Regions from separate parts of the Homo sapiens genome. Here all the other regions are linked to region 1. The links are chromatin loops, found by intact Hi-C in ENCODE. Cell type or tissue: psoas muscle. All regions are shown on one strand. Region 1 overlaps STK39 (serine/threonine kinase 39). Region 2 overlaps LOC124906087 (a long non-coding RNA gene). Region 3 has its middle 29 kb from the start of B3GALT1. Region 4 overlaps B3GALT1 (beta-1,3-galactosyltransferase 1).

What was found. Peaks named below come from ENCODE experiments on the same cell type or tissue, not always from the same donor. Only the 100,000 strongest peaks of a DNase experiment are listed, where the experiment ranks them.
Region 2: a loop joins it to region 1, with 5 times the contacts of the local background. A loop is called at or near these places in 57 of 110 quality-filtered maps.
Region 3: a loop joins it to region 1, with 6 times the contacts of the local background. A loop is called at or near these places in 20 of 110 quality-filtered maps.
Region 4: a loop joins it to region 1, with 2.7 times the contacts of the local background. A loop is called at or near these places in 2 of 110 quality-filtered maps.

The regions. Positions count from the first base shown.
Region 1 is chr2:168,113,907-168,121,906 of GRCh38, forward strand. All of the region lies in intron 10 of STK39 (serine/threonine kinase 39), which reads right to left. Among named protein-coding and RNA genes, the nearest start is that of STK39, 130 kb to the right of the region's middle. RefSeq lists an enhancer at 2,456-2,995. In psoas muscle, CTCF peaks have their summits at 4,973 (motif pointing left) and 5,833 (motif pointing left); no DNase peak of the experiment used is centred here; H3K27ac peaks cover 668 bases.
Region 2 is chr2:166,534,726-166,542,725 of GRCh38, forward strand. All of the region lies in intron 1 of LOC124906087 (a long non-coding RNA gene), which reads left to right. Among named protein-coding and RNA genes, the nearest start is that of SCN7A, 44 kb to the left of the region's middle. In psoas muscle, a CTCF peak has its summit at 4,835 (motif pointing right); no DNase peak of the experiment used is centred here; H3K4me3 peaks cover 790 bases.
Region 3 is chr2:167,260,383-167,268,382 of GRCh38, forward strand. No RefSeq gene overlaps it. Among named protein-coding and RNA genes, the nearest start is that of B3GALT1, 29 kb to the right of the region's middle. In psoas muscle, a CTCF peak has its summit at 4,215 (motif pointing right); no DNase peak of the experiment used is centred here; H3K27ac peaks cover 1,499 bases.
Region 4 is chr2:167,721,956-167,729,955 of GRCh38, forward strand. The region is part of intron 3 of B3GALT1 (beta-1,3-galactosyltransferase 1); the gene reads left to right. Among named protein-coding and RNA genes, the nearest start is that of B3GALT1-AS1, 220 kb to the right of the region's middle. In psoas muscle, no CTCF peak of the experiment used is centred here; no DNase peak of the experiment used is centred here.

The DNA.
Region 1 (8,000 bases):
CACAGAAAACGTCAGAGGAAGACGAGCTGATTCAGATGTCATTTATTACCAAAAATGTTTACTTTGTTCAAACAGATGCATTCATTGTAACTGTTTAAAAAATACACTCAATAGGCTAACTTTCTAATTTCAACTTAAAAATTCATCAGTAAATTAAGAAATCAGAAATCATACAATTAAAACAAAAATAAATGGTAGAGTTCCAAGTAAGCTTCAGTAATTCAGAGTCCTTAAGGAAACTTCTAGGACTGTGTATGTTGGCAGAAGAGCAAGAACAGTTTTATCTAAAGCATGAGGTTGTAGCTGTTGGGTTATTGTGCTCTACAGAGACAGGAAGGAAGAACGAAAGAGCAGGATGAAATTCACTAACCTTAGACAATAATTTCCTTAAGAAAATAAAAGACAATTCTCACATGACATTTAAATACTTCCTTATGCTCACTTGTATAATACACAACTCCTTCCTTACAAAATGTTCCCTGACGCACAATGAGGGAAGGGAGAAGAAGGCAAAAAAAGCATTTTTAGAATCTCTGTTATAATCTGCATAAGTGTTTTACATAAACTGTCACATTTCAACTTCATAAAAACCCTTGGAGGTTGGGAAGGTGGGGAAATCGAGGCTCAGAGAAGCCATGTGATTACATGAGGTTCAAAACCAGCCCAGGGCCAGTGAGGCTGTAATCTCAAGGTTATACGTTCTTTTTAAAAACAATGCAATGGTTCAGGAAAAAAGAAAAATAGGGTTCTCAACTCTAAAAGTTATGAATGGTTAAGATCATAGGATTATGGAAACTGCAGTGCTATCCTTGAGTGTAGGCACTGGTCATGACCAACACCTGGCACCGCATGAATGGCTGACATCGGACCTCATAACAAGCATCTACAACCAGAAGCCAGGGGATGATGAAAACGGCGTGGTCTTACTTTCAGGCAGGCAGCTGGTTTATCACTTGTTTGTTCTGGACAGAAGAGATTACAGTGACAGAGTAATGGGCAAAACACCTTGTAACACTGCACACTCGGTCTGTGTCCAAGAACAGACTGCAGAACAAAACGGCTTCAATACGTTTTACTACCAATGGCTCTCTCCTAACTAACTTTAATGGCCCCAAGAGTTCAGGACCCTAAGCTGGGATCTACATAATAGGCTCTAGGTCAATTAGCCTGAAGTACCTCGTATAATCTAATCTCTCCTAAAGTACTGAAAGTCTCAAGGTTGCAGAACCACCAGAAGATCTGGAATTCTCTCTACAAAACAGCTAACTGTAGATCTAGGAAAAAAAATGAAATAAAGTAAATGTTCATGGATAACATTCCAATGCCAAAAATAAATAATATTAAATACCATATGCTAGGCACTGAATTAAGCATATATACGCATGCACCCATGTGCATGGGTGTATACATAAGTAATGTTCTACAGATGATGGACCTGAGACTCAGGCTGGGATTTGAAACATAACACCTCCCACTTTAAACATATGTAAGGTGATATGTGTCAATAATTATAAACCATATACTCTTTGACCAAGCAATCCTGTTCCTAGGAAATAGACTAACAAAATAGGTAACATCTATGTAATAATGCAAGTACAATGATGTTCATCCCAGTGTGGTTAACGATTTCTAAATTGGCAACAATCTAGTATTTATCAAGAAAAAATTGATTCTTAATTATAGTCATTCTTGCAGAATTTCATGCAGCCATTTGATTACGCTAATCTATGTTTGTTGACATAAAAAGATGTCCAAAGGTATATCTTAAATGAAATTGCAGGTAGATTGCAGGACAATAAATATGGCATGATTCCAACTTTGTTTTCTGGAGAAATGACTCTTTGAGCTGAAACTGAGGTCTGCTCAGGATGAGAAGAGCTGACACTTCCAGGGGGAAGAGCAACATGGACAAGGGCTATGGGCAAGTGGACAATAGAGAACTGAGGGTGGAGAATGCAAGACAAGGCTGAAGAGCGAAGAAGGGACTAGACCATGCGAAGCACTGGAACCCCGGTTAAAGATTTTAGTTTTTGCCCAAGAAGAACAAGAAGCCACTGAACAGTCTCCATGTCACAGACAAGGCACTGGGGAGCTCAGCTGCCACTCAAGGTTACCCCATGAGTGGGTCGTAGAGCCAGGGCTGGCTGGAGTCTATCTCAAGAGCCAAAGCTTGGTCTTAACCTTCAAGCATAGATTTTTATGGTCCCAGCTTCCTGACCAAGAGCTACTCCTGAGCCTTTCTCTCCTTCATCTGCCTCTCACAGCTTTCCACAAAGTCACAGAGAAAGCCCACCCCTCACCCAAAACAACTTCAACTGGCCTTTTCAATCTGGGTTAAATTAAAGGCTACTGTTTGCATTTCCCAGCTCTATGATTGCTGTGAAAGTTGTACAAGGGCGCCTTAATTTTGTATATGTCTATATGTGAAGAACAAAATTAAAAGTCATTAGACACTCTTCTAAATCGGTATTTGAATGTGTCAGAAGTAATTCAATGGAAAGCTTAGAAAATTCTATATCAAAGTGCAACCTTAATCGAGTCCCTTGAATTTTAATTTGTTTTAGAACTACTGGATTTCAAAGTAAAAAAATATATTTTTAAAAACAAGGTATTTCTGGCCTTTTAAAATAAATAGAGCCCTGAATCTTTGTTAAGTCAATCAAGTTTGATTAGCCTAAAACAAGCAGACTCCCGACCCCCAACAATGATGTCTCAAACATATGTACCACACCCCCTGCTGGCCTCTCCACATTCCCTGTGATTGAATGACCACAACCTAAGAGGCCAGGGCAGAGGGGCAAACATTTGCCTTCCTCCCACAGATGATAGAACCCTTCCTTTCCCCGTGATGCATAAAAGTGCCATTACTTTCCATTTCCTTCACCTTCCCTACTCCAAAACATCTTACTCATTTTAAAGACTTGCAGGATCATGATATAAAAAGTTTAAATTATTTCTCCTAAGTGAGGAAATAAGTAAAAGGTAATCCAAAAGTGGAGCGTACTAAAACCTAATTTAAAGCTATTTTTGGAATATCTTCCTAATTAAATGCAGCTTCAGGTAACAGGAAAACGTATGTGCATCCTGGCTCAGAGAAGAAAATGACAATAGTCAATATATGCTGAGTGGTAGGGACTACATTTTTGTTGTCAAATAATACAAAGTGCATAATTCACAATTATTACCTAATAATATCTAACCATTCCATTCTATGATCATGTGGCAAAGGTGAATCAAGTTAATGGCTCACTCAAGACTCTCAACAAGTTGGTGCTAACAAAGTTGATTTTAAATTTAGGTTCGGCTAAACCCTGAGTCCCAGACTTCAAATACAAGAATACAGCACCAGCTGAAAAATATCTTAACTATTCTTCTTTAAAACTAAAAGCAGATTTCCTCTACCTCCCCTTGCACTCTCACACCAGCTCCCATGAAGACGATCCTCATCACCATCTTGCTTGCTAAACTTCAATTTGAAAAATAGTTACTAATTGACCAAAATACTATGTTGGGTACTGAGAACACAGAGATAAAAGGACACCATCCATGCTCCACAAGAATTGATAGTAGGCTACAGAAGGTAAAACTAGCAGAAAGTAAGCTATAAATGACACCAAGTGCAACAACATATTTAAGCTCAAGGTAAGGAGTAGTACAGAGAACAGACTGATGAACCTCCTGGGGTGCTGGGAGGGTAGTATCAGAAAGCTTCACAGAAAAGATGCTAGGCTGGGAGAGATACAAGTGTAGGGAGAGGCCTTCATGGTGCATGTGGGGATTTCAGGAGTGTACTGGTAGAAAAGTACAATTACCAAACACATCTAATTTGGTAAAGATGTGTTGAAGGCCGAGGTGGCCCGTGGCTGAGAGAAAGCCTGGAGACATAGACCATGGGACCCTGGAGTGATCCCTTACCTCCAAGTGATGTGCACCTCATCTTATAAGTGGCGGGAACTTGTATCTTATCCTATTAATGACAAGAAGCCATTGAGTTTTCAATCAGGGAGAAAAGACAGTACAACTATAGTAGAGTTTTGACAAGATCAAAAGGGCATTTACTGACAATATTTTATATTAGTTTTTCCGCAACTCTAGCCAAATTATTTTCCTTTCGGAAGAAAGGAAAGAAATGGTACACTAGGATTAGAGGGAGCTGAGAGGCTGAATAAAGGCCACCTACCGTAGGGAAGGTCAGCACCTAGTAGGTTACCAGGATGCTCGGGGAGCACTGCATGGACAGATGGAGGAGGAGGAGGAGGCAGTCGGGAGCTTCTCTCAGCAAGTAACACGCCACTTCAGTTCCAGAAAAGCTAGCTCATGCACGCAAGCTTTTGGGAAAAGTTAGCAAATTTCCCAAAGGCAAAAAGGAAGCACATAATATGTTTGAAGACTATCCAGACCTCACAAATCTAACTGGATGTGATTTCCAGTAACAATTAGTTTTCTACAAACTAAATTTGTAGAAACAGTATCTCTTACAATAATTTCAGAGTATGTGTCATTATTTCTAAATATCCAAAACTGGACCTCCAAGTCTGTGAAAGTTTACACAGCTCACTGTCTTTCAAGATCAATCTAAAAATAAAGACATTCTCCCTAAATGGGGATCAGCAAATTACAATTTCCAGAGTGGATCCTCTCAGCTCCCAGTCAAAGGCAACCAGAAAGGAGTCACTTTCCCAGAACATATGCTTTCAAAAAAAAAAAAAAAAAAAAACAACAACTCAATTCACCAAATGAATTGAAAGTAACTCTGTAAGATGCTTTTCCCCCTTGCTCTTTCCTCTACCCTCACCTCTGCCTAATTCACCCCCAGTGCGAACACCAGTCAAGCCACAGACACAGAGCAAAAGGAAAAAATCTACGGCTGCAAGGCTTTTTACAGACTGGTAAGCAATTCCTGTCCAGATTCTTAGTCAATGAACTGTTCTAATAGCACCCCCTAGTGACCAAAAGCTCTTTTCTGACCAAAGGAACTCTCAGTTCTCAAATAACTAAAAAGCAAAGAATTTAAAATAAAAAAGCAGTGAAAACACCAATGAGCTCACACTCTGTGAACGCCTGTCCCTGTAACAGCCCCAGTGAAATCAGTAACTTTAACCTCTCTGGCCTACTGTTCTCTCAGCTCTAAAATAGGAAAAATAATATCCTCAACCACCCTTGCCCTCCTCCCTGTGAGCATGTGAGTTCCTCAATGAGATTTATTCCCAAGGCACATGGTCGGTTTTAAGCGAGAGGATGGGAAAAGGAAACACAAAGTGGAGAGAGGACATGTGCACTCAGGCCGATGTGGATCACTGGGAGTATTTTATATTAAACCCATAATATGCACGGTAACTGCGGAAGTGGGTCCACTTCTCCTTCACTGTTATTATTGTACATGTTGACTCTCTTCTACCCGTATTTACCAAGCTCTAAGGAGAACTGCAGAAACCAAAGAATTTTCTAAAAATAGCTTGAGACCACAAAATACTGGAAGCTCTCCAATCCCATCTTCAAAATTGAGATGTTTGTTTCTGACACGAATTATGTAAAATGCAAATGGTAGATTGCTTTGATTTGCTAATAGAAAATATAACTTAAAAATAGTAATAGTGAAAAGTCGTTAAACCATCACCCTTCAATCTCCTGCCCAGTAAAGTAGCACCCTAATTGACTAAGGTGTCTCTTGTTCATGGCTCAGTAGGGACCTAACACCCCTTTGATCCCTCAACTCCAAGTCTGAGGCCTTCGACAAAGCCAAAACTTTTGCTCAGTTAGCTTTCCACAATGGCACAGACTTAAAACCCATTGCTGCCCTCTACTGGGAAAACTTGGAACAAAACTAACATCATTCCATCAAGCATTTGAAATCACTCTCTCTTCTCTGCTTTAATGATAATGCATAACCTTCGATATTTTATAAGTTAATTATAAGATTCCAGGAGGGGAAAAAAGCAATTCTGTAGAAACTCAGGGTAATTTTCCCTCTTTATCGACTAAAAGAAGAAACTAAATGGTAACAAACTGGGATACTGGCTTTGGACTGTTAGGACATGATGATGCAGTTGGCCTTGGTTAAGGCTCGACCTCCTTAGGCCTTAATTTTCAGGCCTGTACACAGAAGCATGGAAAACTAGGAGATATTTGTGGTTCTCAATTTTAAAATCCTGTAACCCTTTAGGGATAGCTTAACTCACTTTTAATAGATGGTTTTTCCTTTTCTGTTGGTATTTCAAAATATTTATAGCTTTTTAAAAATCATTCTTAATAGTCTAATGTATCTTATCCTCTGGCCTAACCTATTTAACATATCTTATACTCAGAACTTTACTGATTGTTGTATGGCTGCAGTAATTGAGATAAATGTGACGTAAGCATCTAGCAGGATGCATAAAGGTGCACAATAAATATCGTTTTTCTCTCTTCCCCCTTCACATGTCCCCCATCTACCAGCTTCATGACCTTTCCCGTAGCTGTAGCACAGATGCTATGCCCACATACCAAAGCGCTTATTCTCTATTACTCTTTGAGTTTTGCATGTCTTGTGACGTTTGTGCGTTCTTCACAGAAAGGTGAGTTTCACTGTCTGTGCTATGTCCTTGTATCATGTGCACCTGAGTGCCCACTACTGGTAGCAGTGGTTGTAATGGAAACAGCTGTTCTAGCAGCAGCAGAAATGGGAACAGCAGCAGGGGTGCCCACAGCTGTGGCAGCAATCATAAATGTTACAAAAACAATCTGGACTATAATAACTATAGTAATAAAAGCAATATATGTGATTATTAAAAAATTTTGCTATAACCTGTGCCACTTATTATTTTGTCCCAACCACTATTATATTATGTATTACCTAATTTAGTCCTCCCAAACATAGCTATTATTACCATTACCACTTCATGAGTGAGAAGCTGAGCTTCTGACGGTATCTAACAACTGTTGATGCTAACCAAACTCTCACTAGCCATCTCTCTCCCCAACATAATCTCCAAAGCCTTTTTGTCACCTCCTTCCCTCTACACTTGCTAGAACCCTGGCAAACTTCCCAGATTCCTGCAATGATGCCTGCAGCATCTCCTAGTGCCTGTAGCATCTCCTAGTGCCTGTGAATAGCACAGACATCCTCCTCACACAATTTAAATGGTGGCCGACTCACTCTGAGAATGACAAATACGCTCCCATTTTCCTGTGTACACCACTTAACTCTGCCTACCTTCTCCATCTATATTTCCTTCCTGTCCTCTCCGTTCTCTTCTTCTTCATTCTGAGGTATGATTTGGTGGAAAGAGCATAGATTGAGAATAAGAACTGGAGTTCACTCCTGCTTATTTGGCCATGTGACTTTGGGCAGGTCCTTTTCACCTCTCACATTTCCATCTGTAAAGTGTGACAGTAACACCTGCTCTACCTGTCTTCAAGAACAATTGTTTGGGACAAATATGGAAGCATAAATGAAAGTGATCTGAAAGCTGTGAAAGAATATTGGCTGTGTTTGTATTTAATTCTCACTACTCTTAGGCTCTTCACACATACACGCCCCTTCTCAGGGCAGGGAGGGTTTACTGTAGTGAAAGAAAGCCCTGGTTCTCACCCACTGCCAGCACCTTGATGGATCGGAAAAGAAAACATGAAGACAGGTGAATAGGCAATGGCAATGAACTAACTACTGTAATTATTTTCCTTCTTTCTGTAGGCATCCATAGGCTTTTCCTCCATTTCACCCAAATTAACGGCAATGCAGAAACAACCTTCAATACCCATCTGCACCCCACCCCACCTACAGGACACTCTCTTCACTCCTGATTTCACTACATACTTCTAAAATGTCCAGTCTTCCGTAGCCACAATAATCATTCTCCTTATTTACATGACAATCACACTGCCACTGCTGACTGAGCACCTGCTATGTGTCAAACACGGCACCAGACATCCTGCACAGATCATCTCTCATCCTCACAGCAACACAATGTAAGTATTGTCAGCTCTGCCTTACAGGTTAGGCTCAGAGAGATTAGGCAGCT
Region 2 (8,000 bases), 1.6 Mb before region 1:
CAATAGCCCCAGAGAGTTTACAATACATAAAAGTAAGCTGGGTGCAGTAGTGAATGCCTTTAATCTTAGCACTTTTGGAGGCTGAGGTGGGCGGGTCCTTTGAGCTCAGGAGTTTGAGACTGGCCCGGGGAACACAGCGAAATCCTGTCTATACAAAAAAAACACAAATTAGTTGGGCATGGTGGTGCTTGCCTGTAGTCCCAGCCATTCAGGAGGCTGAGGTGGGAGGATCGCTTGACCAGGGAGGTGAAGACTGCAGTGAGCTGTGTGTGACAGTCTGGGTAACAGAGCAAGACCCCGTCTTACACATACACACAAAAGTATGTATCTGTTTGATAATAAATCTTACTACATAAAAGACATTCTGGAATCATATCATTCAAACTTTGCTAGTAAATTAGAACCAATGTTTACATTTTTCTCTGTATTAATTACTCCCTTTTATGCATATCCTAAACTAGGATTTTCACTTCAAATTGTTTTCCACCAATATCCCTACTTGTAATCTAAATATTTGATTTCTTGGTTGTGTTGAATTGATAGATGTTTATCTTTTCCCATTTATTGTACAGTTAACCTCTTTCTCGCTACTACCCAAAACCTTTGCAAGGTTGATTGAATATATATTTACATAATATTGGAAAGGATTTATGTCTTGGTATAATTTAATATCAAAATACAACAGATAGGAAAAGTATCCTATATTCTTTATATAATATTACTAATGCTATGCAGATAAATTGGGAATAATTTCAAAGTATCTTCTGACTGTACCTGTTAAATGATGTGTGATTAGCAAGTTTTAATCCTCAAAGTAATTTAAGAAACAAACCTACCTGCCAGACATCACTTTCACCTCCATTACACTTACTCAGGGAGAATTCTCACAACCCAAATAAAGTTTTGCTTTCCCAGAAGCTGCAGAGTACAAACTGATGGGCTGTGATCTCACTAGATGATCCCAAGAGAATCTGTTATTCCTGCCTGATAGTATGAAAGCATAGACCTTATGAGTATCTCAAGTCATAGATTTAAGCAAGACCTCTAGAATCTAGAACCTAAAAGAAGGAGCAGGTATCCATTTAAAATGTCCCAGACAAATGAGCCTTTTTACCTTATCTCAGTTACCTCCTGCCACCATTTTTTCAGTTAAGAATGTGTCTTTGTGCTTGTGTTATTCTTCTGATGTACAGTTGAACATTTGCACTGGATGAAAACAAGAATTGGTAGCCATTCTTCCTTTAATGCGTTTGTTCTTACATCAATCATCACTTTATAGTTAGACTTCGTTATGTTAAACCATTCATTTAAGGGGTGACTACCGCTGACCCACTTGTAATTCATTCCACAGTCTTTTGAAATTTCACATTGTCTCTTTAGGTTCAGTTCCAGTCCATTTCATGGTCAGACTGTAATGTCTTAGTCTCCCATGAGCTTCATTATAGGCCATCATTTAAAAAGTCCTCTTAAAGAGTTGTCAAATAGAGAGGAAAACAGCATGTTTTAGAGTTACTCAGCTTTTGCGTATACTCTAGGCAGATGGTAACATTCCAGAAACAATCTGGACTTGTGTTCAAGTAGCCTTGGGCACTTACTATAGTTTCTATGGTTCCTATAATCAGGGGGTTTGAGTGACTTTAATTAATCACTCTTTCTGCCTTTGGGAATTTAACCAGTTGAAGCCTGACAAAGAACCAGGAAGTATTAAAACAGGCTCAGAATTCTTACAGTAAAGCTGGATTGATGATTACGAGAGGGTCTTGCTACCTTTATTTTGAGACAAGAACTTGACATCCTCCCCTCTCTGACCTGTCCACCGTATTGCAGGTAGATATGCAAGACCTAAAAGAGACCCTGCTTCTTTAGCCTACGTCATGGAAATTACAAGCATGAGTATTTGCTGTGTCTGGACACAGTTCTCTTCAAAGCATGAGAGAGAATTGGGTCCATGCTGCCTGGATTATAATGCTGGGGTCCTACACTCATGGCAATGTGATTCATGGAATGGCAGATTCTCAACTGGCTTCTCACTTCTTCTACCATGGGACAAGGCAGGAAAGGAGGATGGGAAGAAGTACACCTTACTGGGAAGTGGAGTGGAGATGCCTCCAAAGAAAAATGGATAAGAGAAATAATCCCCTGCTCCCAGGAAAATACCCTTATGTGCCAGACGTATGACACTCTGGACTTCGCAGTATTTCTATAGAGCTGTTAGAAGTTGTTCTAGTACTGCCACCTTTCAGCTACAACTTTGGGTAAATATATTCTATTAGGGTTCTCCAGTGGGACAGAACTAATAGGATATATGTATATATGAAAGGGAGATTTTTAAGGAGAATTCACTCATATGATCATAAAGGGAAGTCCCACAATAGGCCATCTGCAACTTGAGGAGGTAGGAAGCCAGTAGTGGCTCAGCCTGAGTCCAAAAGTCTCAAAAGCAGGGAAGCTGACAGTGCAGGCTTCAGTCTGTGGCCAAAGGCCTGAGAACCCCTTGCAAACCACTAGTGTAAGTCCAAGAGTCCAAAGGCCAAAAAACCTGGAGTCTTATTTCCAAGGTCGGGGAAGTATTCAGCATGGAAAAAAGATGAAAGCCAGAAGACTCAGCAAGCCAGCTTATCCCATCTTCTCCTGCCTGCTTTGTTCTAGTCATGCTGACAGCCAATTGGATGGTGCCCACCCACATTGAGGGTGGGTCGTACTCTCCCAGTGCACTGACTCACAAACACACCAAGAAACAATACTTTACCAGCTATCTAAGCATCCTTCAATCCAATCAAGGTGATACCTGATATTAACCATCACATATCTTAAGTATCTAAACCCCAGTTTCTTCACCTGGAAAATGGCAATAATACTGGTAGGGTTGATGCGGATATTATTATTTTATTAATTTAAATAGGTTTTCCGGGAACAGGTGGTGTTTGCTTACATGGATAAGTTCTTTAGTGGTGGTTTCTGAGATTTTGGTGCACCCATCACCTGAGCAGTGTACATTGTACCCAATGTGTAGTCTTTATCCCTCACCCCACTCCCACCCTTTTCCACAAGTCCCCAAAGTCCACTGTATCTTATGCTTTTGCATCCTCACAGATTAGCTCCCACTTAAGTGTAAGAACATACGATGTTTGGTTTTCTATTCCTGAGTTACATCTCCAATTCCATCCAGGTTGCTGCAAATGTCATTATTTCATTACTTTTTATGCATGAGTAGAATTCCATGCTCTCTCTCTCTCTCCATATATATATAGCTACATATATATAATTATATATACAATAGAAATATATATAACTCAAATGTTAATCTCTTTTGGCAACGCCCTCACAAACACACCAAGAAACAATACTTTACCAGCTATCTAAGCATCCTTCAATCCAATCAAGTTGACACCTGATAGGAATGTGACATATATAGCTATATACATTTATATAATTATATATAGCTATATATGAAGATATATAAAGACATGTGACATATATAGCTATATATATATAATTTAATATATATCATATTTCTTTATCCACTTGTTGATTGATGGGCATTTGGGCTGGTTCCATAATTTGCAATTGCAAATTGTGCTGCTACAAATAAGTGTGTGCAAGTATCTTTTTTGTATAATGATTTTTCCTCCGGGTAGATACCCAGGAATGGGATTGCTGGATCAAACGGTAGACCTACTTTTAGTTCTGTAAGGAATCTCCACATTGTTTTCCACAGTGCTTGTACTAGTTTACATTCCCACTAATGGTGTAAAAGTGTTCCCTTTTTACCACATCCACACCAGCATTTATCACTTTTTGATTTTTTGATTACGGTCATTCTTGCAGGAGTAAGGTGGTATTGTATGATGGTTTTGATTTGCATTTCTCTGATCATTAGCGATGTTGAACATTTTTTCATATGTTTGTTGGCCATTTGTATATTTTCTTTTGAGAATCGTCTATGCATGTCCTTAGCCCACTTTTTAATGGGATTGTTTGGATTTTTTCTTGCTGATTTGTTCCTTGTAGATTCTGGATATTAGTCCTTTGTCACAAGCATAGATTGTGAAGATTTTCTTCCACACTGTGGGTTGTCTATTTACTCTGTGGACTGTTTCTTTTGCTGTACAGAAGCTTTTAAGTTTACTTAAGTACCATCTATTTATCTTTGTTTTTGTTGCATTTGCATTTGGGTTCTTGGTAATGAAATCTTCACCTAAGCCAATGTCTAGAAGCGTTTTTCCAATGTTATCTTCTAGAATTTTTATGGTTTCAGGTCTTAAATTTGATCCATCTTGAGTTGATTTTTGTATAAGGTTAGAGATGAGAACCCTGTTTCATTCTTCTAAATCTGGCATTGCCTGACTTGTTTTTGTCTACTATTTGTATGCAATTCCCAAAATAGATGTATTGAAATCTCAAGTATACTTGAGCACTAAGAAGAGCATAATATGACCTCATTCATGCATATGTAAATTACCCTTAGATGTGTGTGACCTCTCTTATTCCCAAGTGTTATTGCCATGCCCCCTTATATCACCATCACGTTCTTATTTTCACCAAATCAGGGTTTCCATTGCAAACCTTCCTTTGTTTAAAACTGATACTTGAATGAGTACTTCTGTTGACTGGCCCTGTACATATTTGGCTAATTCCTTAGATCTAAGAACGGCTTCTCTTGCACGACTGTTTTTCCGGATGGCAAACAAGAAACACAGCAGCAGTCTCTTGACTGTGCCTGCTTTGAGTCCGTGCACAGCCTTATGCCAGCTGCCTAATTTCTGAGTCTTGCCCATGACGGATTAGTTTTCACTTCCAAGACCTTATCCCACCATAGAACACTAGGTGGCACTAAAATCACACTGAATGGTTCTCATAAGGGCCACTGATATTGTGGTGGTGTTTTTTAATCATATCGATCTCAAATTCTGACTTTTTTTTTTCTGTGCCATTTTCTTAAGCCTCATATGTACACCACACTTCACAGTCATTTGTAATCAACTGCAAGTTTCATATTGCAAAAATAGAAAGAGAAGAAAGTTGAAACAGCAGAACTATCAAGCTTATTTGCCCACGCTGCTTAGGTGTAACTGAAGCCAGGAATCTGAGCTCCACAAAGTATAAATTAACTTCAGATGAAGTTTGGAATTTGTTTATTAGTCTCCCAATCTTCATGGCCAGAATGGTTTAGAAAGCTTCCAAAATATGATTTCAGTAAAACTTAATTTGATCCTTTCGGAATTAGTCATTTAAATTTCAGAAGAGTCAATTGGTGCAGGTTCATTGCTTATGTAGTACGATGTAAACATTCAGCATTACTCACACTTTTTGGAGGGAATCTGGTTTAGAAATATTTTTCCCTATATGAAATCATAAATATATTCTATCATTTAACAGTTCATTTTTTCATACTAGGCCTTTAATCTGCAATGCATTTTTTAAAGTCTAGTGAGAAAAAAGAATTTGCTGAGGGAAAAAGTCTGTGGAAGGAGTTGAGGAGCACGGGGACATAGAATGTATTAAAGTGTCTATCCTGTCTCACAGGAAGATAGATATTAGTAAATGGAAAACAAAAGTTGGAGGGAGAGGCAGCAACCAGAACACATTTGAAAACAATGCATGAATTTAAAACCATCAAATGAAATTTGATCGCTGTAAAGTGCAGGGCAAGAAAGGAAAAAATGAAAAAAAATATTGTAAGTAAAAAATAAAAAGTAACTTGGCAAAATATTTGTTTTAGCCAGATTGGGATGCCATAACAAAACACCATAGACTGGATGGCTTAAACAATGGGAATTTACTTCTCACAGTTCTGGCGGCTGGGAAGTCCAAAATCAAGGTGCCCATCAATTCAATTCCCCAGTGAGAGCCCTCTTTCTCACTTGAAGATGCTACCTTCTCGTTGTGTTCTTTCAGGGCAGAGAGAGGAAGCAGGCTCTGGTGACCAAGGACACTGACTCCATCATGAGGGCTCCACTCTCCTGACCTCATCTAAACCTAATACTTCCAAAGGCCTCATCTCCAAATATAATCACACTGGAGGCTAGGACTTCAACACATGAATTCTGGGTGGGAGGCACAATATAGTCCATAGTTACTTTGTAGATAGTACAAAGTAACTATATATTTTTTTCTATGGTAATGTAGTTTTTAAATGTTCTAAATGGATTCAGCTCACTAATTAAAAGACTGGAATTCTAAAATTATATACATATTTAAATATTTTAGCATATATATACATTCATATATAATTAAATATTTAATTCATATATAATTAAAATATATATCTATTTGTATATGATGCATATACATAGTATTTATGTAATATCCATTAGGTATATAAATATATATTAGACATTATATATAGTATGTGTTTTTCCTTTTTTTCTTGGCCAACATAGTCTAATATTGTATATAGTACAGATTTTAGACAAGCAATGCTAACAGAATCAATGAAAAATTAAGAAATGCTATAAAACAGAAACCAATTTAGCAAATATGCACAGTTTTTATTAAGAAAAAGATTGTTATATTGAATTGATTAGAAGGATTTGAATAAATAACAAGGTATATCACATTCATGATGGGAATGTTATAACAGTAAATGTTTAAAATATTGAGAATTTTCTCTCAATTAGCTTACGAAGTCAACATAATCTCAAAAAAATATGTTGGTTTTGTGATGTATATAACTGATCCAAATTTTTCATTCCAAACTTTATGTTGAATACTAAACCCTAATAGATTGCTAGGTTCACTTTAAGAAGATAAATGACAACACTGTTCAGATATTAGGACATTTTGTAAAGCTATAGTTGTAAAACTAATACCATCTTTATACATAAAGAAACAAGTCGATAAATGAAGCAGAATAGAAACTTTAGAAATGGATGCATGCACTTATGAGAACTTGATATATTATGAAGATGACACTATAAATCAATGGTTAGAAGATATTAGGAAAATATACTCTATAAAGGAAAAACACAAACCTGGATCTTTCTTATACCCAATACAAAAGCAGATTCCACATTATAGAAAAAGCATGTGAAATTAACACCATAAACAAAGAAAAGAAAATTATTAATAGAATAGCTTTGAGGACTATGGGCAAAAAAAGACTTCTTACACAAGACTACAGCATAAAGAAGCCGACTGTTAGGATGTGTCCAGATGTAAAGTTTTCTGTTCACTGAAGGATATCATTGATAAATGGGTAACCTGTTGGCTAAATTTAAAACGCATAAGGGATTGTTATCCGAAATAGAGAAATAACTCCTGTTAATCAAGAAAAAGACAGAAACTTCAATGGGAAAAAAAGGACCAATGAAAGAGACAAACTACCATAGATCAGATTTCTTCCCATAGCTAAACAGTATACAAAGAAACTTCATATTTATAATTATACAAATGCAAATCAAGGCAGTGAGTCATTACTCTTATCAGAAAGACTCTAATTTAAAAGGATAAACATAACAATTATTAGAAAATGTGCATAGTGTTAACTTTCACTCACTTGTAGTGAAAAGTAGTCTGGAAATATTTTATACATCATAGAGAAATTCCGAGAATCATATACAGGTAGATGATGATAAGGATTATGGTATTGCTTGTGGTGACAGTCATTTGGTGGCAATCTCATGATTGGTGGCAATATAATGATGTTTAAATGTAGTGGATGTTTATTGTGGTTCACCATGAAACACTAGAATAAAACAACATGTGTTCAGCAACACTGAAAGATCCCTTATCGGGGTCTGGATAAGAAAAGTAGAAAACAGGATGATATTTTCACCACACAGGTAAATTGAAAATACATATATCCACAAAACATATTACATATTTTAAAAAGCTATATTCAAGGGCATGCATCAAGCAAATTATCTTTGAGATGAGGGGAATAAGAATAGTGTTCATGAAAGAAAGACAAAAATAAAAGGATGATTGGCAGAGATTAATGACGGCAATGTGTTTTTTAGTTTTAAAATATGATTAACTCAGTGATTTGAAACTGAGCT
Region 3 (8,000 bases), 850 kb before region 1:
TCCTACGTAAACACAAACTATTGACATTCTATAAATATAAAACCAAAATGCAATCTTGGAAACTATTTCTTTTCAGAAAGACTAACAAATTCCCTCTTGCTAGTATGTTCTTAATAGATATCTAAGACCTACATTGCATTAGTTCCCTAGGGCTTACATAATTAAATATCACAGACTGGGTAGCTTAAACAACAAAAAATATATTTTCTCACAGTTCAGAAAGGTGGAAGTACAGGGTCAAGTTGAAGATAGGCTTGGTTTCTCCTGAGGCCTCTCTCCTTGGCTTGCCAATAGTCACCTTGTTGAGGTCCACACATAGTCTTCCCTCTGAGCACTCACACTCCTAGTGTCTCTTTCTCTTCTTATAAGAGTACCAGTCCTTTTGGACTAGGAACCACTCATTGGACTTCATTTAACCTTACTTGCCTTTTTAATGGATGTATTTCCAAATATAGTCATATTGGGGTTTAGGGCTTCAACATATGAGCTTTGTGGGAACACAGTTCAGTTCATAACAAACACATACTTTTACCCGATTAAATGAAATACTATGAAAGTCTAGCAAGAAAATGGCCAGAGCTACAGAAGTAAATTTTTTGTTTAAACTGAATTACTGCACTTTACCCTTCAAATATTCTGAATGACACAGCATTATTTCTATAATCATTTATAGTAAGATAACACAATAGTTTTCATGCAGAAAGAAATAATTCGTGAAAACTCATGACATAGTATTACTGTATAGTTTCTTAGTGTCAGTGATCCTTTTAAAGAATGTGACTCTTGCTTTACAAAGGTCCTCTTGTTGGACTCTTCCTACTGAATCTTGGTAGCCTAGTCCCCTCTTCAATTATGGTAAAATTTAAGATTAAAAGTAGCTGCTGTGCACACCAGGGAGAACAATGAAAATAATGATTGTTCTGATTTTTCATTTAATCAACAAGCAATTTTGTGCCCTCATCTTTTTTTAAAAAAAATTTTTAGGTACATAGTAGGTATGTATATATGTATGCAGTACATGAAATGTTTTGATACAGGCATGCAATGCGAAATAAATACATCACAAAAAATGGCGTATCCATCCCCTCAAGTATTTATCCATTGAGTTTCAAATAATCCAATTATACTCCTTAAATTATTTTAAAATGTACAGTTAAGTTATTATTGACTATAGTCACCCTGTTGTACTATCAAATAGTAGGTCTTATTCATTTTTTCTAATTTTTCATACCCATTAACCATCCCCCCTTCCTGCTACTACCCTTCCCAGCCTCTGGTAACTATCTTCTACTCTCTATGTCAATGAGTTCAATTGTTTGATTTTTAGATCCCACAAATAAGTGAGAACATGTGATGTTTTTCTTTCTGTGCCTGGCTTATTTTACTTAACATAATGACCTCCAGTTCCATCCATGTTGTTGCAAATGACTGGATATCATGCTTTTATATGGCTAAATAGTACTCCATTGTGTATATGTAACATATTTTCTTTCAAGAAAACATTTTTAAAAAATTTTTAATCAGAAAGAGGCATTGTATTATGATTATTGGCTGCATCACCTTTCTTGAATGACATGTAGGAGTTTACAAATTCAAATATGCAAATACAATTTTATTTAGTAATGGTTTCGCTCTAATTATAACAAAATCTTCCAGCTAAATAGCAAGCTTTAGGATCTAAAATGTAGCTAAACACACAAATCAAAAATTCAGTGAAGTTTTCTTATTGTTGCAGTCAGTGTATTATTTTTCTAAAGCTGTCATAAGTAAGTACCACAGACTGAGTGACCAAACAGAAATTTATTTTCTCACAATTCTGCAAGTCGGAAAAATCTGATATCAAGGTGTTGGCCAGCTTGGTTTCTTCTGAGGCCTCTCTACTTGGCTTGTAGATAGTCATCTTCTTTCTGTGTCTTCCATGGCCTTCCTCTATATGTGTCTATGTTCCAATTTCTTATAATGTTCCAACTCATATTGGAGTAGGGCCCAGCCTCATGACCTCATTTTACTTTAATTACTTCTTGAAAGACCCTATCTCCTTAAAGAGCTGAATTCTGAGATGCTGTGGCTTAGGATTTCACCATATGAATTTGCGGGGAACACAATTCAGCCCATAACTGGTAGTAACCATGTTTAATCTTTAGGGTTTTTTAAAAAATACATGGCTATTAATGTTATGTAACAACTTCCCATAATCTTTTCTTGGGATTTACGTCACAGAACTATGTAATATATGATTTGTGTTGTAAAAATTAATATTTCCATAAACAAAATTATGTTATAAAGGAATGAAGATGGATCCATGATTGACCAAAAGCTGTTCCACAGGAGGCTGTGTGATGGCAGAGCATAGCATATAAGGGGTTTTGCATTATTTATTCAAGACTAGACCTTCCAATGAATCTTGTAAAAATGTTCTATTTCCCATAAAATTGTGCTGAATTGTCTTTTTTGCAGCTTCCACACAATCAATCCTTGCAACAGATTTGGGGCTCTGGGCAACACATTCTTTGGATTGGGACAATAGTTTTCTCACAGCAACACATTCTTTGGATTGGGACAATGGTTTTCTCAAATTACAATAAAACTGACAAATGCAAACTTACCACCCACTCCCTAATGCACAACCATTTTACGCATCGGGAATATTTTCTCCCAAGCTAACAATTTTCTATAAACATCTCTAGAATAATTTCTAAAGACATATTAATTTTTCAAGAAACTGAAAAATAGAAAAACAATACTTTCTCTGCTGTGTTTTGATAGTTACTGACTACTGGTTACTATCCAATTGGGAAATGGAAAATTTTTTCATTGCCAAGAAAAAGAACTTACAGAAAGATAATCACAGATGTTAAAGTAAAAGAGAAGTGCAATACATTTTTTTCTTCCTGGAAATGTTACTGAGAACTGAGAGTGACTTCTAAATCTAATGTAAAAGTTTTGAATTCTGAAGGTATTAATGATAATACGAAATCTTACGGTAAAAAAATCAAATGTAATGGAGATCAGAAATAGGCAGCAGATACAATATTTATATTCAAAATAAGAGCCATGAGAACATGTGAGAAGTGCTGAAGAGTACTAAGCCTCAACCCTCTAGAAATCAACTTTAATAGAAGACATGAAACATTTTTTGGTAAATATTGTCTAAAAATGATTTAACCTCAATAATGATGGAGTCCTTTAAAAGTCTAATTTAAGCTACCTGACATTTACTGTGGATGTTTTTCCCAAAAGATATTATGAGAAATTTTAAAACTTTATATATTTGTATGCAAATGAAGTGGCAGAGGGAAGATAACGTAGAATATCTACAGTGTGGTCATTTTCCTCGACGTAGTACCGATTTATAGAAAATAAAATGGATGGAAAATGGATAGAAAGGCTGACAAATAAATACTATGGCATCACCCAGTCAACAGCCATTCCACAAGCATTTATGGGACCATTTGAATGCACTGGAAGAGTGATTAAGAAAACAATAGATAAATTATGGTATCTTTTGTGTAAAGCTCTCAGACAAGGAAGAGACATTCAAAACATAAAGTGAAATAACTCAGTACAGTTAATGCTTATGAATGTAGGAAATCCAAGAAAATGGATAGCCACCGAGTCCTGTTAAATTGGAAGACAGCAGAATAATAGTAAACAGGTGGAAAAGTGTTTTGGGTTTAAATAATCAGTCTTCACTTTGTCATAATTTACTTAGTTGTAATTATGTGATTGTGGATTCTATGATACACAATCAAGATTCCTCTTCAGGAATGATTTACTGCCACATATGATCAAAGCGCTGGCCCCAGAAGGGTATTAATTATCAGCTCCCTGCCAGGATTGCTTTAGCTAAAATAACTGACTTTCCAAGGTGGACTATTTTCGTTTTTTGTCAATGGAAGGACAACTCAGCACAACTCTTAAGGCTCACTGTCACTCCAGCTCAGAACTCCCTATAGAATTGGCTGAGGGTGCATCTCAGGTCAGCTTCTGCCAAATCATGCTTCTTTCCCTTCCCTTTCTTTCCCTTGATACCAAGAGCATGCTCTAATAAACCTCCTACACATTAATCTCTGGCTCAGAATCTACTTCTTGGAGAACCCAACCTGGACTAACTGGTATTAGGAGTGGCCCAAAAAGCAAAGACTTGAATGGTATCTTGGAGCTGAATTCTTTTCTGCCTGGCTGGCAATGGGCACAAGGTGGCAGTGCGATTGTTAAAATTCTCAGCAGTGGTACACTAGCATGACTTTACTGGGTGAAGCAAATGCCTAGCTGGTACCATGTATCAAATATCTGAGACATGCAGGGAAAATAGCGATTACGAAGAAAGTGGAACTCGGAAGTCGTTGCTAAATGCTGAGAAAAAAGTTAACAAAAAGATGAATAATTAAATCAACAATTAAAAGTAAGAGTGGCTGAGCTCCATGGAAAGTTAAACTCCCTAACACAGTCAGGGACTTTTTTGGGAAAAAATGGGATTTTGAACATGGATGGTTGTATGTTGGTTGATACAACCAAAAATATTAAAATAGCAGATTCCTCTGAACCTACAGAAGTGGCCTATTCCTCTCTTTATTATTATTATCGTTGTTGTTGTTGTTGTACTGCAGCATTATCACCTACACTTTTACTTAAAGATGCTAAAGATGCATCCCCCCCAAATCAACTGGGTAGTTCTGCTGGTCTTTGTGGGCCTCACACAAGCATCAGCACATCTGCTGGGAACTGTGTTCTAGGCTCTGCTTGGTTGGGGCACATTACCTGGGACAGCTCTACCCTAGGTAATTTCATCATCCTCCTGTGACCTGCAAGTTACTCTGAGCATGCTCTTTTCATGGCAATGGAAGAAGTAAAGGAGAAGAGCAGTGACACACTAGGCTCAGAACTGGCACACAGTTTACTGCTGTCTCATTCTAATAGCCAAAGCAAGCCTTATACTCGAAGAAACAAAGTGAGACAGCACTGCCAATGTGTGTGAATGCAGGGAGTCGTAAAGAATTGAGGCCATCAGGGCAGTATACATCATAATTATTTAAAATCAATGTGTTTTATTACAATACTAGTTCAATATACAGTTAACTTTTTGTCTGTTTCACGATGTGGCTGGGTTGTGCTGTAGGATAGAATTTCACATAGGTGCGGCCCATGTTAAAAGGCAGATAAATCCCACCTAGGAAGAGACCAGTAAATGATTCAAAGTTGCTGAAAACAGATAACATGCACACCAAGTTCAGGTGCTAGAGTATTTACTTACAGCAAGACAGAGAGAGTACACAAGATTCAGGCCCTTGCAATGTTAAGGCTAGTAGGTCCATTTTGAAGATGACAGTGGCCCTTTGGCTGCGTGCACCCCACTTCTTGCTGCAGTAGATGGATCCAAACCCTTTTCCTGCAGTGTCCGAAATACAGGATTTGGGGGAAGAGGAGGAATGTGCTGAAGGGACACAGATAAACACATAACTAAGCAGTTCTGAGAAAGGTTTTCATGTGTCAGATATAGAGGGAACGGGGATGTACTGGCTGAGCTGTTTGCATGCAATTAAAAGCACGAGTTAGCCAGCACATCCTGTACCTAAGACTCTTTGGAAACACAGTAGAGCTGTTGGGCTATACTTGGACACTTCCCTCACATTATCATATCAACTTAATATCACTTCTAATAAATGAAAACTTAAAAGGCTCAAAGACGCAATAATTGGTAATGACCACTACTGTATTCACCATCTTTTTTGCTGCATGTTTTGTAAAATGGTGACAGATTTTTATTTACTAGTCTTCAAGGTAGTCCAATAACCCCTGTTAAATCATTTCCTTCAGGAGGAGGGCAGACTGGTTAAAGAATACTTCTGGTGAAAACACCTTTCTACGTTGTTATTTGTCCATATAGAAGTTTCCTTAAACAAAAATTAACCTAAAAGACAATTCCAAAATAATTCATTATTTTCTGAACTCTATCTAACCTAAAATATTTATTGCTCAATAAAAGCTTCAATGGCTTTTAATTGAGATGATATATAAAACATAATTAACACTAGAAATATCTAAGAACAAATAATGAAAAAAATTAGTAAATGCCATTCCCTAGCTCATTAGCTGATTTCTTTTCAATCTTAATCCCTGAATTTAATATTGTGTGTGTGTGTGTTTGTATGTGTGAATGTGAGCATGTATGTGTTCAATAATGTCCAAATTATAAAACCATCGATATTAACAATTTTCAATGCTGTCCAGCCTGTTTTTAGCAAGCCAACATGTTCAATCTTCATGCTATCAAAATCACCAATTCTGAATACACATTTGTTATAAATTAAAAACCTTAGTTGGATAAATATATATCATCAAGTGAGTAATGTTTATGTTACCAGTTGCCGTTCAGATTATTCAGTTTACTCCTCTCAACTATGTTAATACCTGCATTGATTTGTTGTTGTTAATGTAGTCATTGTGCTTATAAGCAAATGTACATCCGTTAACATAATTTCCTATAACCACACTATAGTTGTTCAAAACATTTTACTAACCTCTGTTATCAACTATACTATTCCTAGCAATTTTATTCACATCCAAGGCTTCAATTATCTCTTTAATACCAGTAGCTCCTACATGTATATTACCTTCTGGGAGCTCTGTTCTGAACTCTAGAATCATATAGACAACTGCCTACTTGATAGTTTCTTATGGCTATTTCAAACGAACCTTAAGTCCAACAAGTCCTGATCAGAGTGTCACCCACCTCTAACCTCAAATTTGGGTCTCTGTGAGCATTTTCTTAGACAATCTAGTTGCTAAAACCAGAAAACCAAAAGTCATATTTTATACCCTAATTTCTTTCATTTATTTACAACTTAAATCTTGTACCAAACCCAGTTGATTTTTACTAAACATCTCTGACTCTCACTTTTCCTTCCTAGCACATAGTACATTTGTAATTACACATGGTCTTGCAAATTATTTGATTAATACCAGTGACATCCCCTTACCCCCGATACGGTTTGGCTCTGTGTCCCCACCAAAATCTCATCTTGTAGCTCCCATAATTCCCACGGGTTGTGGGAGGGATGCAGTGGGAGAAAATTGAATCATGGGGTCGGGTCTTTCCTGTGCTGTTCTCATGACAGTGAATAAGTCTCACGAGATCTGATGGTTTTAAAAAGGGGAGTTTCCCTGCACAAGCACTCTTCTCTTGTCTGCCATCCATGTGAGAGGTGCCTTTCACCTCTTGCCATGATTGTGAGGCCTCCCCAGCCACGTGGAACTGTAAGTCCAATAAACCTCTTTATTTTGTAAATTGTCCAGTCTCGTGTATGTCTTTATCGGCAGGGTGAAAATGGACTAATACAGTAAATTGGTACCAGTAGAGTGGGGCACTGCAGAAAAGATACCCGAAAAGGTGGAAGCAACTTTGGAACTGGGTACCAGGCAGAGGTTGGAACAGTTTGGAGGGCTCAGAAGAAGACAGGAAAATGTGGGAAAGTTTGCAACTTCCTAGAGACTTATCGAATGACTTTGACCAAAATGCTGATAATGATATGGGCAATGAAATCCAGGCTGAGGTGGTCTCAGATGGAGATGAGGAACTTGTTGGGAACTACAGCAAAGGTGACTCTTGCTATGAGTCACCTTTTTGGCAAAGAGACTGACGGCATTTTACCCCTGCCCTAGAGATTTGTGGAACCTTGAATTTTGAGAGAGATGATTTAGGGTATCTGGTGGAAGAAATTTCTAAGCAGCAAAGTGTTTGAGATTTGACTTGGGTGCTCTTAAAAGCCTTCAGTTTTATTCATTTACCAAGATATGGTTTAGAATTGAAACTTATGTTTAAAAGGGAAGCAGAGCATAAAAGTTCAGAAAATTTGCAGCCTGACAATGTGATAGAAAAGAAAACCCCATTTTCTGAGGAGAAATTCAAGCCGGCTGCAGAAATTTGCATAAGTAATGAGGAGCCAAATGTTAATCCCCAAGACAATGGAGATAATGTCTCCAGGTATGTCAGAGGCCTT
Region 4 (8,000 bases), 390 kb before region 1:
TGATAAATATTCTGTAATGATGAATCCAGTGTTTTTCATTTATTTTTATTGTTTCTTCAAATTATCACCCTTGGCTGTAGTATTCTCTCCAAATTGCTTTTGTTGAAGAAATTTATTCTGTGTAAAGAGGATAAAGGAGTCAACTAATTAGTCTTCTCAAATGTTAATTCTAGTACCAGTACTCGTTTACTTGGAATCTTTGTATAATGATCATAGGCTTTGAGGTAGGCTATAGTATAAATGCACTGTAATGTAAGTATAAATTCCATTTGTAGTTGAGAATTCTCTGCACAGATACTCCGAAGATAATGAATCTATGTAATACTTTACGGACTGAATACTTTTTTCTCCTTTTGACATAACAGTGAATTACAAATTATATAAACAATTGACTGCTCTTCTCAAGCAAAGTCAAGAGGCTGCAATTACCCCAAGAGAAAGACTTTAGTGTCTTTGACCTGACATTGACCACAGTTTTCAACTTTCCAAATGTACTGAATAAGTAGAGAATATCAGATATTCAGAAATCTTCGTTCCTTTTGATTAGCTTTTAATTAACTTTCTATGTCCTTTAATGAAGATTCAAGTTTTTTTATAATCATACAGAGTTCATGACTCCTGCGTATCCTTAATACCACTGAAGCCAGAATTTTACATAATAATTGGTTACTTAAAATGCAATAGCATGGTAGACAAACCATAAGCTGATGGCTTTGAATTAGCGTGGTCTTTGATAAGAGCTTTATTCCACTGCCCTGGGAATCATATGCTTTAGGAAAGATTTGTTTAGAATTGGACAAAAATCAGAAGTAGTAAAAGCTCAAATTCCTAAATCAAGTGACATGAATTTTAGTGAACCGGGGACATAAAACTGAATTGGCCCCAAAATTATTTCTTCCTTTGGCTTCTATCTCTACTCCACTGTCACCACCTCCAAGGTAACCCAGAAAAAAAGTGTAAAGGAAAAGAGAAAGTTCAATGATAGATGAGTCCAAAATTATTTTATTGAAAGGTCTAAATTCCTTACAGGTAAAAATTCTACTCTTTCCTGAAATACTATAATTTTCTGTGAAGATAGTCTCAAAGTTTTCTGTAAAATACCACTTAATATCACTTAACTAGTGTCAGCAGTCACTATTTTGGGTTGATCTTTTCTAAGGTTGTGATGAATTTCACTGTAGAACTTCATAGCAAATATAGTTTATAGGACAAACAAAAAGAAATAAAGCACAGCAGGTGACATGTTTAAACTACCTGAGAGAACAGACTCTACTTAAGAAACCTACTCTGTTTATGGCTTACATTGGAATGAATGTTAGAACTGGTGATTATTGATGCAGTCTTCTCATTTAGTAGATGTAAAAACTAAAGAGGAGTGAAACTACAGGACTTAATGAAAATTTCAAAGCAGAAGTTTTGCTTTCATTAAAATAAGCCCAACAATAGATGTATTTTAAAATGCTGTTATTTATTAACCAGAAATTTGACATATACTTCAAAATATTAAGATTTAATTCATTTAAATATTTTATTTGAACATATTACCATTCTCAATTTATTTTCTTTCTTTCCTTTTTTTTTTTGTTTTTTTGAGACAAAGTCTCACTCTGTTGCCCCCAGGCTAAAGTGCAGTGGTGTGATCTCAACTCACTGCAACATCTGCCTCTTGTGTTCAAGCAATTCTCCTGTCTTAGCCCCTCGAGTAACTGGGACTACAGGTGCATGCCACCACACCCAGCTAATTTTTGTATTTTTAGTAGAGACAGGGTTTCACCATACTGGTCAGGCTGGTCTCGAACTCCTGACCTCAGGTGACCCACTCACCTTTGCCTCCCAAATTGCTGGGATTACAGGCTTAAGCCACCGTGCCTGACCCCACTGTCAATTTATTTTCATATATTTAGTTTGAACTTCATCTCATTAGCCTAGTTTGCTGAGATTGGCCTATAGTCATAAGTCTTTTTGCTCTGAATATAAAGCTTAACAGTATTGTTTACTGTTTCCTATAAATTACACTCTAGTGAAATATTGAGTGACAGTTTTTACATTTGATACATCTAAGTGATGAAGATTCAACCAGTTACCTAGAGATAACATTTCAAAATGGAATATTTGGCACCAACATCAATAGAGACATTCTCCTTGCATTTATGTTAAATTTGTCTTCAGTCAATTCAACCATGCCTGGTTGTGCAACACTCTCTTTGATTCTTGGTTTACTCCAGAGGCTGAAATGTAAGTGAATATTGTAATGCCCATCAATATTATCTACAAGGCTTATTCCAAAGCTTAAATCCAGTCCACAGTGGAGGGACTCAGAGTCCTACAGGGGAAACCTCACATGCCTGATGAGCCAGCCCCACATCAAAACAAGTAAATAATCTAAACACCCCAAGGGCAGCGCTAGTATTTCCCAGACAACTTAACATCTACAAACTCGGAAACCAAACGTATTTGTTCACCTTTAAGCTATTATTAAAGGACTGGTTACTTATTCAGAAGAACTTGAATTCTTATGCCTCTATAGTAGTTTTGTCAAACTTTTTGATCTCTGACCCTTTACTCTCTTAGAAATTATTGAAGACCCAAAAGAGCTTTTTACTATATGGGTTATATTTATCAACATTTACCATGTTATAATTTAAAGCTGATAATGTTAACATCTTTTATTGAATTTTAAAGAAGCAATACATTCATTATATATTAGAAATAAATCATATCTTTTTAAGAAAAAAGAGAATTATACTTTACAAATCAGCGAGAAGATGACAGTGGCTGGCCCAAAGGAAAACAGCTGGTTTCTCATATCTGCTTTTGCAATCAATGTGCCATGATCTGTTATTTTAGTTGGAGTGTAAGAAAAAAATTCAGGCTTCATGGAGATACGCAGTTGCAAAAGGACCTCCTCAAATAGTATCAGAGACCTACAGGTGTCCAGGGACCACACTTTGAGAATCACAGCTCCAGAAAAGACAATACCTTTTTCCATTCAGTGCTTGGAGAACATGACCACTGGAGAACCCCAGTTTTATTATTCAGAAATGACAATGAGACTCATTTGTCCAGAAGAATGTAAAAACTATTAAGTCAAACACTTCATTGTCAGAGAGGTTCCTATAATACAAATCCTGTATGTTCCAGCAGGGGCATTTTAGCCCACAGCTCGCTCCTGTATTCTGATGTACTGCCCTTCAGCATTTTGAACTTATAAAACCCTAATGTCTGTCATCTAGAAGCCTCAAAACTTGGAGGACAACTGTCAATTCAAAGCCATATATGAAGCCCATATTTCTACCAGTTCTTGTCCTAGAAGCACTGACTGGCTTCTATACTCTTGTCCCAGTTCTAAGACACCATGGTACTTTGCAACCAAGCCAGTGATACCTTGATATATATTTTGTGTGTGGTCCTGGAAGTGCTTGGTTGAGTCATGATTATTTGGACTTTGGCAGTTCATTTTCCTCAGGAATAAATGTTGCATCTCTGGAAACCCTGAACTAATAATGTTAAGCCAAATACTCCAAATTTCTTATCTTTTATAATAAAATTTCTTGTCTGTTCCTAAGGTATGTAAGTTCAGTCCCTTCAGTTTTTAGAAAACAGAAGCTAAGAAGGGCTAAAATACTTTCCCAAGGGTACACGGAAAGTAGGGCAGAATTTAAGTCCACTTCTTTTTGGACCCTTAATATAAGTGTGGTTAGACTGTCTAATGGACTGAAATAAATATGGCCCTGGAAAAATATACCCGAAAACCCTCTTCCACACTCTGACCTCATCTAGTTGAAACATTCCACAGTTGACCCCATGAACCCCAAACTCCAGCATCATAGTAGTGTTCAGGGAGATGAAGACCTTCCTGACAGAACCATGTGTTAGTTCAGGATCTCTAAGAAGGAAGGGTAACCCTAAGTCAAACCAATTAAAGTGACAGTTGACTTATTTCTCTGTATAGAAGAACCAATTCAGAAGACTTCTGTGCAGATATTATGCCACTGCTGACCTATATTTTAAAATATTTATGGGATTAAAATTTTCTCTGGTGTTGGGGATCAAATATGCTTTAACAGATCTTGGGCCTTTAAGACAGAGATATGTTGGTTTCTCCATAAAATCAGTTCGATAAGTCTGAGTTGTCTCCTTTACAGGCAGGAAGAAATGGCTTCCCTTGGAGCTATCCATGGAACTTATCTAAGGGACTCATGTTTTTAGCCTGCTTCTCCAGCTTAGGTCTGCCCTGCTTCCAAGTATTTCTAGCACACCAAGCTTCTTTGTGAGTCTTGCTATGACTAGTTTTTGAAATGGAACCTATGTTTTTCAAGCCCAGAGGCCTTACACTGCAGGTTAATATTTCCAGTCCTACCCTCTACCTATTCATCGCCTTCTTTGTGCTAGCCCCATCTTTGCCAGGAATCCGCCCACCTGCCCCTTGTCCAGGCATATTGCCCTGCCCAAGACAGAGACTGACTTAAAGAGTAACCAAGACTAACCTTAAAAGCAACCAGTAAGCATGATTTAAGGATGATTGGAAAACATTTCCTGCCCCCAAAGTATTCCTCCATTTTAGACTTGGAATGTGACAATCCTCCTATTTGGGAATGTAGCAACAAAGAACAATGTGACTGGATTTGCACAGGGCACCAGATTAAATATTTTATATACTTTGTCTAGTTGACATTCACAACATCTCTATGAGATAAAAATCATTATCCCCAGTTTACAGTTGAGGGAATCAAGGCCCAGAGAAATTAATAACATGTCTAATTTAACACAACTGGTATGTAGCAGAGGCAGTTTCACACTTCAGTCTAACTGGCTGTATACCCAGTGCTTTCTGCCTTGCAGAATAGAATCTGAAATAACCTCAAGCATCCTTAGATTCATTGTTGTTTACATGTAAGCAACATTTGGCATCTGGCCTTTAATATCTCTTTGCTTTAGGCACTTCATCATTTTTATGTCACATGCTCATTCACCCTTGACCAAGGCTAGGGAAGATATATGTTCTTTGCAAACTGACTGATTGAGTACAGGTGTAAAGCTATGTCATGAAAAACCTTTGACCCCTTTCTTTGTCCCAGGTAACAGGCAATTAAATCAGAGTAGTTTGCTTCAGGCCAGAAGATCATTGACCAGTACAAGGCATCTTTACTTTTTTTTTTAGCTTAGAGATACCATTAATGTCACAGAGCCCCGTAGCCAAAACGAAGGACAGTTTTGCAAATGATGGATTTAACCTTTGTCTTTTGGAAGCTAGATGTGATTATCTCCATCAGCTTTTGTTCACACTCTTATAGCTCATTTTCTAGTGTTTTAATCTTCAGTCGTTCTAATTTCAAAGTTCCAAGGCTCAGAGAACTAACTCACTCTGCATTAATAACTAACTTGGCCAGCCAACTAGTTAGATAATCGCTTCTTCTAAAGACCTGAATTTAATCACATATAAGATAATACGCATTGGCTCCTAGGATTAGAAAGAAAATAGACCTTTGGGGTGTCGGGCACTGTTTAGCCTACCACAGTCCATCTTCTGATTCCCAAAGATTCATGTTCATTCCACGTGCAAAACCCATTCACCACATTCCAGCATACCTCAAAATCTCAACCCATTACTGCATCAATTTAAAATTCATCCAAATCTCATCTAAATATCAGCACCTAAGAAGTCCAAGATGATTTAGAATTATCATCAAAATCATTGAAAATAAGGTATATTTGAGAGGCTGGGTACATTCCATCCTACGGCAGAATTCCTCTCCTTGTTTTTCCTCATAACAGGCTCTTTATCAAGACATCTTTCTTACATTCGGGGTTGATATTAAACTTGTGAGGCAAATCAAAGAACTTCCAAGGCCTCACAGGAATTTTTTATTTGGCTAGATTCAGTTTCGTTTTCTGCTTAATTGTATTACAAATGGATGAAAGTTAAACAGCTTGTCTTGAAAGTCAGCTAGAAGCTTTTGATACATTGGTGTCTGAATGAGAGTCCTTCATGTTGTCTGAATCAGTCACACTAGCTTCTTCTGGTTTTGAACCTTCTGCAATCTAGTCCTGGAGATTTGGCTATTTCTAGTACCTTTAATCGCAGTGTCTGCCATGTGACAAACACAATCTTCTGTATACACAATATTTTTCGTGTCAAAGCTGCACCAGGCCGGGTATGGTGGCTCATGCCTATAATCTCAACACTTTGGGAGGCCAAGGGGGAGCGGATCACCTGAGGTCAGGAGTTTGAGACCAGCCTGGCCAACATGGCGAAACCCAGCCTCTACTAAAAATACAAAAATTAGCCAGGCATGGTGGCACCACCTGTAATTTCAGCTACTCGGGAGGCTGAGGCAGGAGAATCATTTGAATCTGGGAGGTGAAGGTTGCAGTGAGGTGAGATCACGCCACTGCACTCCAGCCTGGGTGACAGCGTGAGACTCCATCAAAATAAATAAATAAGTAAAGCTGCACCAAAATGTATTTTAAGACAGATTGACAAATAAAATGACAATTAGAGGTACAAACAAGTGAAAATTAAATATATATGGCTATACCATTACAAATAACTGAGGTGAGACACAGATAAACAGAAACTTTTCTTTTATAGCTACATTTGCTCATGCAGGCAACCTTTTATGTCACGACTTTCTGATCTGCTTAGTAACTGTTGACTTGTTTGGGGGTTTGTTGTGAAATATTTCCCAGTTTCATGAATGTTAAAAAGCAAACCTTATGTATTGTAGACTTAAGATTATGTGGTATTTCCATATCATTAAATATCCTTTCATAGAGTCATTTTTAATGATTGCATATTGTTTAATTGTATACAGACAACCACTTTTTATTGAATATTTAGGTTTTTTTCAAAATTTCTCTAATTGGGGCTTGCAGTATATACCTTTGTACTGAAATGGAGTTCAGATGTTTTAACATTTATTCCAGAAAGTATCTTACTGTGAATTAAGAAGATACCCTGGATTAATACACAAATGGAAATGCTTTTTTTATCTCAGATTCTGACATGTTTTCTTCTTAGCCCTTATTTTAATGTATTGGTTGAATAAGTTGACTGTCTATCCCATTAAGTCATGATCACCTTACACATATACTTGTTTGTTATATGTGTTTCAGTACACTGGAAAGAAAGACTTCAGGAAGAAGGCTCAGCCCTGGTGAACTGTGAGGGAGGGAGTGGGGATGATGGGGAAAGTCCTGGACCATGAGTGAGTATCAGGGAAAGGCAGTCTTGCTCACTCACAGGGACACCTAAAAATCATTAAGGGGTAACTTGTTGAATGAGCAGGTGAGGACAGGTGCTAACAAGAATGATGGAGGATGGTGGAAGACAAACATTGTCTGCTTCTTAATTTACCCTAGGGATTCACCTGAATGGCACACTCATTACTATGCTTCCCCTGCCAAAGGGCAAGTACAAATAGTTAACACTAGGACGATGTCAAGGAATTAGAGAAGAGCTGTGGGGAAATGGAGGAGCACATAGGTCCCTGAAACACCAGCTCAGAGATTGAGTGTTCATAATTATGGAAAGGCGATAATAGCCTAGAATTATGTATAATGTCACACCTCACCAGGGCCTGCAGTGGGAACTTCTGCTGTGAGTAAAACTTGTCAATTCTGTGTATTTCTTCCTCTCTCTATTATGTAAGATTTTTATTTAAATCTTTAATAAAGTCTGGTTTCATTCTTCAACGTGTTTCCCTACCAAATTTTAATGATACATTTCTATCAATCATCACATCCATCCGTCCTTTCTAGTGCATTCCCAACAGTCTCCTGTTTCCTACCCACTGTCTGTATGCTTAGACTCAAAATAGATTCAAGCAGAACCAAAAGTCATGTGAAGAAGTGAAGTGGCCAAAATCCCTTTGATAAAAGCATGAAAAGAGCTAAGGGGCATCCTGTTGACCTGCCAAGCTGCAGGTGGTGGCCAAGCCCACCACAGGTCTTCCTCCTCCAATTAGACCCATTTCTCCTTCATAGGGGGAATTCCAGGG